Regions from separate parts of the Homo sapiens genome. Here all the other regions are linked to region 2. Evidence: chromatin contacts called from ENCODE Hi-C data. All regions are on one chromosome and are shown on one strand. Each heading gives the region's core, a stretch centred on a gene start or an enhancer-like site at or near the end of the contact. The rest is flanking DNA. Distances are from core to core; before and after follow the strand shown. Region 1 holds the start of RPA3 (replication protein A3). Region 2 holds the start of LINC03016 (long intergenic non-protein coding RNA 3016). Region 3 overlaps UMAD1 (UBAP1-MVB12-associated (UMA) domain containing 1).

Region 1 (2,860 bases), core at 350-2,849, 460 kb after region 2:
TGCACGAGGGAGCTTTCCTCTTTCTTTTTCCTTTTTCTTTCTTTCTTTTTTTCTTTTTTTTTTTTTTGAGACGGAGTCTTGGTCTGTTGCCCAGGCTGGAGTGCAATGGCATGATCTTGGCTCACTGCAACCTCCGTCTCCCGGGTTCAAGCGATTCTCTCACCTCTGCCTCCCGCGTAGCTGGGACTACCGGTATGCGCCACCACGCCCAGCTAATTTTCGTATTTTTGGTAGAGACTGGGTTTCACCACGTTGGCCTGGCTGGTCTCGAACTCCTGACCCCAAGTGATCCGCCTGCCTCAGCATCCCAAAGTGCTGGAATTACAGGCATAAGCCACCTCGCCCAGCCTCCTGTTTCTTTCATCTATTAAAACTCCACTCTTAAACTCACTCCTTGTGTGTCCTCGTCCTTCAGTTTCTTTGGCGTGAGACGATAACCTCAGGTATTTACCTCAGACAACTCTGCTACTTCAGAAGTATTTACTTTATTAAATGAATATGATTTATTGTTTTGAAGTAAAATGTTTAAGGTATGCATGTATTTTTTATGATTTCCCACTTTAACTGATTTTTTTATTAAATGAAGAAATGGTCTCAATCACATTGGCTAACATGGCCTCTATTTATTTAATTCATCTGTTTTTCCCACTTTGGGGCATCAACAGCATGGAGTATTTGGAAAACTACTTGTATTTGTAAAGAGTAAAATGCAGTTTAACAAAGAAGTTAGTTTGTCATTGTATAGTTCAGGAACTCTGGCCTGGATGAGAGCATGAGTTTGAAATTTTGTCCTCAAGATTTTGTTTTTATCTTACCATCACCTTTTATGCTTAAGTTTATGATTGGCCATAATTATCAAATTGACACATTATGTCATGTGAAAATCTGTTTACCAAACTTTTCTATTAATAAACTTGATGTTTAATTGTAATATTAAGAGTCACAGAGTGCTGTAGATTCTGTTTGTCATAGTTGTGTAGCTTTTAGAGTTTAGGGAAATCTAGTTTTTAGAATTGACACAATGATTTTTAATTTTAGCAGTGTGTTGAATAACCTGTGATATACCATTCACTTATTAACTTCACATTGTTGTATAATAAGTTATAAATTTTAGATCAGATAAGAAAGTAAAACTGGTATTAATTTGGGAAGAAGAAATTGCAGAACTTGAGTGATTTTTCCAAATAATGTGTCAGCTGTAACTTGAATGTGTTATTTTTATCCCCAAGGGTATTTTGAAATATACTTATGTGAATTTCTTATAGTTTATTTTAACCATAAAACTATTTTGATATTTTTATAATGCCATCGATGATACTGTATGCATAGTGAGGGCATGGGTTGTCTGTTCTTACCACCATATTCCCAGCACTAGCATGGAACAAATGAATAAGAACGGAGTAAAAATGCATAATCTAAACTTGACTATGTGTGTCTTCAAAATAATACCTTTAAGTTATTTTGAAGGAAAAAACTATGTATCCAACAAATTCAAACAGATACTTACAAAATTAAGACGATTGTAAATGTGTGTTGTCCTCCTTCTCATTGTTTTTCACATCCAAAAATGTCCTCTTGGAGCCTCTTATCTGAGTAGCTTCTGTGGATCTGATGATGCTAGGATTTTATTTTTTCTTTTATTTTAAAGTTCTTCTGATTACATCATCTCTTTGTATAGACATCATTCTTGACAGATGGCATTTATTAAATATGGACAGTAGCAGGCAGTTAAAAAGACCTGCATGAGATAGGCAGGAACCTTTCTTTTTTCTTTCTGACTCTCAGAAGCAATACCAGCATTAGCTTTATTTAACTTCTAGATTAATTTAAAAAGAAACCTCTTTAAATTATGACTCAACAGGTACAGGGTGAAGTGGGGGAAATGTATGTGTGTTTTAAAGCTTCCCAAGTGATTTTGACCATCAGTTAAGTTTAGAAACCACTGATTACAATTAATTTCCTTAGAATTTGCTCATATATTTAATTCCAAAGAGGAAGAAAATTGAAATTTTAAAAAACATATGAGTATTTTTGGAGATGACATAACTTTCCTTTTATTGTGTTAAAAAAAGCTTTAAGAACTGTTTTTTTCTGCATTTTTATTAATTATCAAGATTTAGTGATGGTTTAGAGAGCTAAAAACACCTTTAGGGTGAATTCAGAAGATCTAGCAGATACAATGATGAAATATGATCAGCAAGCTTTAGGAGAGGATAACAAATGTGTGATTTTGAAATCTCTTCTATTTGAAACCAATCCAGAGTCTTGAATTTGATCCAGTATATAGTATGCTACAAATGGAAAGATTAAACTGGAGCAATATAATTAGGGTAAGCCATTGCATCTGCACTTGTATCGCAGCAACTGAATTTGAAACCAGCTGCAAAATGGTGACTAATCTCTCTGGCAAGCCCACATGAGAGTGTAGTACAATAAGCCAGCTTCAGCCTCATGAGCACATGTTTCTTCAACTTGCCTCTGAGCAGGTGATGGTGATGATGCAATCTGATTATACTTTTGAATGTATTCTAACCACAGTCAACAGTAGAGTCTCACAAGGGATTTCACAAAAGACTTCAAACCGACTGTATATTTTTCAGAGAGTTGAGCTATAGACAGCCATGGAAAGTAGTAGTTTTTTTTTTCACGTTAGTGACTACTGTACTTTGCAGTACTTTATAATCTTAAGTTTAGGAGGCTTTAGTTTTCATATGTGAACTGAAGATGAGAAGAATAATGTGGAAAGAAAGTACTTGTACTTGGAGCTTTTATTCTGAATTGTTCACAACAACTTACACTGATCAATTAAAATAATTAAATTGTCTAGACTATTTAATTCTGTACAAACAAGAGATGGTAA
Region 2 (2,810 bases), core at 121-2,620:
CTACTCCAAGGGTGAAGAGTACTCGGAAGTTACTATTTATTCTCAAATCCTTGTGTCAGATTATTTTCATATCTTTCTTAGATCTGTTCTGGCTTAAGTCTTATTCTCTTATTCATGGAAATAGAAGACACTGAGCCCTTTCCCACATAAAAATATAGGACTACTGATTTCTAGAGCTTAAAGATGTTCTAACGCCTCGTTTGAAAGATTCAGAAACAGATCTAGAGATGTTAAAGTTTAGAAAAATGACACAAATAATGCCAGAAGTGGCAACAGAACTCAATTTTCCTGACTCCCAGGTTAGTGGTCTTTGTACTAAATGCAATTTCTTATCTTCCCTGAACAACCTGAGCTATGTACTTTAACAAAATTTTTTGTGGGTACATAGTAGGTGTACGTATTTATAGGGTTCATGAGACACTTTGATACAGCCATGCAACAAGTAATAATCACATCATAGAAAATGGAGTATCCATCCCCTCAAATATTTATCCTTTGTGTTACAAACAATCCAATTATACTCTTTTAGTTATTTTTAAATACACAATTAAATTATTGACTATAGTCACCCTATTGTGCTATCAAATACTAGATCTTATTCATTCTTTCTGTTTTTCTTTGACCCATTGTACTGCTAGATAGAACTCACATATTTGGTCCCTGCCTTTTCCCACCATTTGCAAATAGATTCTAGGAACGATCCTAATAGTTGCCAGGCACTGTTATCAGAGATCAAATCTGTCTTGTTTCCAATTGTGCCTGGGACATAATAGGATTTTTTTTTTTAAATAACAAAGCCATGTGTAGTGCTGCATGCCTGTTGTCCTAGCTACCCAGAAGGCTGAAGCTCAGGAGTTCAAGTCCACCCTGGGCAACAAGACTCCATCTCCACAACAAAAAAGTTTAAAAAGGTTACTATACGATTACTATACATTGTATGTATCAAAATATTACTCTCTCCCCCATAAATATGTACATTATATATCAATTAAAAGGAAGTAAATGGTGAGCATCCTTTCACTATGAAGAAAAGTTCTCCATATGCCCCCTACTTTCTTCTGTTTCATTTTTATGGAGACCTCTAAACAAAATGCTTTTCTCATAGATATGGAGGGACTCCTAAACAGGTTTTCTGCTTGAGAAAATCTTGATTTGAACTCCACGTATCATACACCATCAGGCAAAAAACCTCGCATTTACGTTGGAGAATACAGTCCAGAAAAAGAACAAAACCTCAAGTGTGGGCAGAAGATTGTGTGTATTTGCTATTAGGGAGGAGAGCTCAGGTTCCTTTTCTCTACAGTGACCATTAGACATTCCAAAGCACTGTCACTTGGTGTAGCTCAGTGCTCTTGGTTACTGAAGCAACAAGTGATCTCTGATGACAAAACAAAGGTAGGGTCGTGCCTAACACTGGTAAGGAGAAAACTGTGTCGAGTTAGTTAATAATTAATTTACATGTCAAGTTACAAGTTTTCTATCCTAAAATCCAAAAAAAGCAACAGCTCTTTTTTTTCCTCCAGTCATTAAATCACCCATTCAACAAACTTTCACCAGGCTCATGGTTTGTCAGCTATAGAAGAGAAAGGAGGGCGAAACCTGTGGTTAAGGCTTGCCTGAAGGATCTCACATTTGGGTTGGGGGCTGACATGCCAGTGAACAAATAGCCTCCTCAGGACTATGATAGAGGTATTTACAAAGAACTATAAGAGGACTGTATATTAAGTGTTTAGGGATCTGAGAAGTTTCAAAGAAATTGTGGCATTTGAACTGGATTTAAAGAATAAGGCTCAGGTACAACTTCATGTGAAAGAGTCGATATATTCACAAATTTGCCAAAGCCCAGTTAACTTCAATTCTTCGAGAGTTCCAGTTTTTTCCCAGGTGCAGTCAGTGTACCATTTTTTTCTGAGACCCACAGCCATTTTCTTTCATTGGCATGTTTTTAGGTTTATTTTTCAATAACTCCAGTACCCCTGAAATTTCCTTCCTTAGATCTTGAATAAATATATTCAAGTTGGGCATTACTGCATGGTTTGAGGATAATGTCTTTCCTGTTAAAAATATTTTTAAGTTTTTATACAAAGGTAATGTATGTGCTTGGTAAAAGAGAATGAATATAAAATGAAAAGCTATAATCTGCTACAGCCCCACCCAGCAGTCCCTTTGTCCAGCCATAAACAGAAAATAACAGAACTGTACTCATTTCCAAACTAAACACATCATTCTGCTCCTTGCCTTTTCTGCTTACTGTTTAATAACTTAGAGATAATTCTTTTTAATAGTTAACTAGATCTCTGTATGGATGTGCCACAATTTTTAAGCCATTCCTCTATTGATAATTGAGTTGGATACTTTTATTATAATTATTGCTGCACTGAACATCCTTGAAATGATTGTGTGGGTACAGCCATAGGATAAGTTCCTAGCAAGTAATTGCTGAGATAAAGAATGTATGCATTTAAATATTCATAGATACTGCCAAATTGCCTTCTTAAACTGTACTGTACTACCTTATACTACTACTCAACATTTGCGAGTATATTTTCCTGCCCCTTTTACCAAAGTTTTTGATTATTGAACTTACTAGTTTTATCACTGCATTAATATCTGATAATTGTTGATTTGTACTTAAGGTTTGAGTTTTTTTTATACATTGGTAATTTGCATTTCATCTTCGCCAGTTTTTAATATTGAATTACTAGGGTTTTTAAAAATTTTTATAAACTCTCTGAATATTGGTTTATTTATATGTATTAGAACTGTTATGATTATTTCGTACTTGTTTTTTCCCCACACAAACCAATTAA
Region 3 (2,700 bases), core at 126-2,625, 510 kb after region 2:
TGAATTATGAAAAGGTCACCCCAGCTGGGCACGGTGGCTGACGCCTGTAATCCTAGTACTTTGGGAGGCCAAGGTGGGCAGATTGCTTGAGCCCAGGAATTCAAGTTCAGCTCAGACAACACGGTAAAACCCTGTCTCTACAAAATATACAAAAAATTAGCCAATATGGTGGTATGTGCCTGTGGTCCCAGCTACTCGGGAGGCTGATTTAGGAGACTCACCAGAGTCCAGGAGGTCAAGGATACAGTGAGCTGTGATCGTGTCACTGTACTCCATCCTGGGTGATAAAAGTGAGACCTAACTAAAAAAAAAAAAGTACCACTTCTTTAAGACATTTTACTTCCATCTGTTAGAAAATTGTTGTAATATGTTTATTAGAATAAGACACTTGACTGCCATCTGCTGGAAAATTATTAAAGATATGTCTTTGGTTTCAATGCTCCTCTCCTTTTCACATCCTTGTGCAGTACACAAATTTTGTGGGTGCGAGTAATAGGACTTGGTAACGGATCACATTTCTTATTAAAAGGAAAAGGAAGAAATCTCAAGTTTGGATGGTAGGGAGGTTAGTAGTGACATTAATAGAACTAGAACTTATTATTGGGGAATAGATTTATAAGGCAGAATCATTCTTTACATGGAAAGACACTCATCTTATTATTTATTGATCCCAATTGTTTGCATTTACTTAGTAAGAATTTTGATACCTTTTCTTCTAGAATCTCAGCTCTCCCCCCTTGTGACATCTGAGAATGTTGACCAGTTCCTCTTTTGTATTCCATACACCCCTCTCTTCTGTATCTTTTCTTTCTATTCTGAACGTTGCTTCTTATCCGTCTCCTTTGCAGGCCCTTTTCCCTCAGTTTCCATTCTTGTGCTTTTTTATACAGTGGGCGCTCAATAAATGTTTGTTTAATTGAATTGCATTGCTTTTGAAAGATCAGTTGCAGGTTTTTCAGGAGACTGATTCATAGGCAGTTAGGGACTAAGGGCGTGCCAGAATTCAGAAAGTAGAAACCTATCCTAAATACAGTTCCTTGTTTCGGGATGTATTTTTTACACAGTAGGTCACTCTTCCTTGGGGAATATCTGTACTGTTGATCCGTTCATCATTGTTCAGCAGTGGCAACACCAGGAGAACAAATTATTTACATTGGCTGTGTCATATGGGTGTGTCTAATTCGGAGAACTTTCAAACAAAATAATGAAGCTTCCCCAGCTTCTAACTTGGGAAGTATGAAAAGTTACTTAAAAAAAAATCTTGACTCTTGTTTAAGTACATCAGTGACTGATTAAGTCACAACACATTTTAATATTTTCATTCGAGGTTTCTTGCTAACATTCTTACCACCACTACCACTAACCCCACCCCATGTGTGTAAGTTACTTTTCCTTTCATTTTTCGTGGGTCTTGTGTGTTAAGGCAAAGTCAAGAACTTTGCTCTTCTGATAACTTAACATTGATTGTGTGACTGCTTTGTGCAAATTGCTATGGGATGCCTCATGGAAATTACAAAGGTTTCGTTTGCTTCTGCCCTTCAAGAGAGACTTGCTTAGTGGGAGAAGTAGATGCATATGCAACTGCTCCAGGGCAGGCGATGACAAGGATCATAATATAGTGCAGACAGAGACAGGATTCCCTGTCTTAGAGTGATATAAACATCACTCGAAGACTGAGTCACATATATGGACTTGCCATATTTCTTTCCTAAATTGCACACTTAACTCTTCACTTTCCTGGGCTGGATTAGAATTTGTTTTCGTCGAAGGCTTCATGAGTTGAAAGCACATTACATATATGTAAGATTTAATGGATTTAATTTAAAATGCATTGAATAACATTAATTTTAGCAGGTTTGATTGTTTTAAATGCTTTTAAGCCGGCACTCTTAAACGAAAATAGAGAATATCAGAGTGATATTAAATAAACAATGATATAAAACAGGAGTTTTATGTTTATGGAAACCTAGTATTTAGGAAATAAATATCCTGAAATTCTCTAGCCAAATTATATTTTTAAATGTTTTGAGCATAGGATACAAGTTATAAACAGCCTAGTAGGGAAAAATGTATATTACTGTCATAAACATAGGTAGTATTTAAAATATTAAATATGGATAATTGATATTTAATTGAAGTGCTTTTTATTTAATTAAAGCCAATGACATTTTAAAATTATTTCTTTATTAATTTTTCTTCAATTAAATTTTAGCCTGTATTTTAGATACAAGGGGTGCATGCGCAAGTTTGTTATATGGGACTATTGCATAATGCTAAGGTTTGGGGTATGGATCCCATCACCTGGGTAGTGACCCTAGTACTCAATAAGTGGTTCTTCAGCCCACATTCTCCTCCCTCCTCCACCCCCAGTAGACCACAGTGTCTGTCATTCCTGTGTTTATGTCCATGTGTGCTCAATGTTTAGCTCTCATTTATAAATGAGAACATGCAAAGCCAATGACATTTTTCCAGTCATTGGAGTAACAAAGACGTTTGAATTTTAAAAATTTAAATATATTTAAGATTGAAATTTAGGCCGGGCGTGGTGGCTTACGCCTGTAATCCCAGCACTTTGGGAGGCTGAGGCTGGCAGATCACCTGAGGTCAGGAGTTTGAGACCAGCCTGACCAACATGGAGAAACCCCATCTCTACTAAAACTGCAAAATTAGTTACAAAAATAGTAGAGTGATTTATGTAAT

Evidence for each region. Hi-C counts contacts between places; a loop is a spot of excess contacts on that map. Pooled maps may share reads with other maps.
Region 1: a pooled map shows a loop between it and region 2 (2.6-fold over the local background). The contact joins the promoter of RPA3 here to the promoter of LINC03016 in region 2. A Hi-C loop is called at or near these places in 5 of 37 single-sample maps with no recorded cell type and 7 of 50 pooled maps.
Region 3: a pooled map shows a loop between it and region 2 (4-fold over the local background). The contact joins the enhancer-like site here to the promoter of LINC03016 in region 2. A Hi-C loop is called at or near these places in 9 of 37 single-sample maps with no recorded cell type and 7 of 50 pooled maps.

The regions. Positions count from the first base shown.
Region 1 is chr7:7,717,008-7,719,867 of GRCh38, forward strand. RPA3 (replication protein A3) reads right to left here and starts at 1,600. Exons shown (of 8, transcript NM_002947.5): 1 at 1,508-1,600. All of the region lies in intron 2 of UMAD1 (UBAP1-MVB12-associated (UMA) domain containing 1), which reads left to right.
Region 2 is chr7:7,253,784-7,256,593 of GRCh38, forward strand. It overlaps LINC03016 (long intergenic non-protein coding RNA 3016), which reads left to right and starts at 1,371. Exons shown (of 4, transcript NR_108073.1): 1 at 1,371-1,395.
Region 3 is chr7:7,761,061-7,763,760 of GRCh38, forward strand. All of the region lies in intron 2 of UMAD1 (UBAP1-MVB12-associated (UMA) domain containing 1), which reads left to right. Among named protein-coding and RNA genes, the nearest start is that of RPA3, 44 kb to the left of the region's middle. Within about 2 kb of position 1,376, at least 10 of the 41 ENCODE cell types and tissues checked have a DNase peak (open chromatin) inside an H3K27ac peak, as active enhancers do.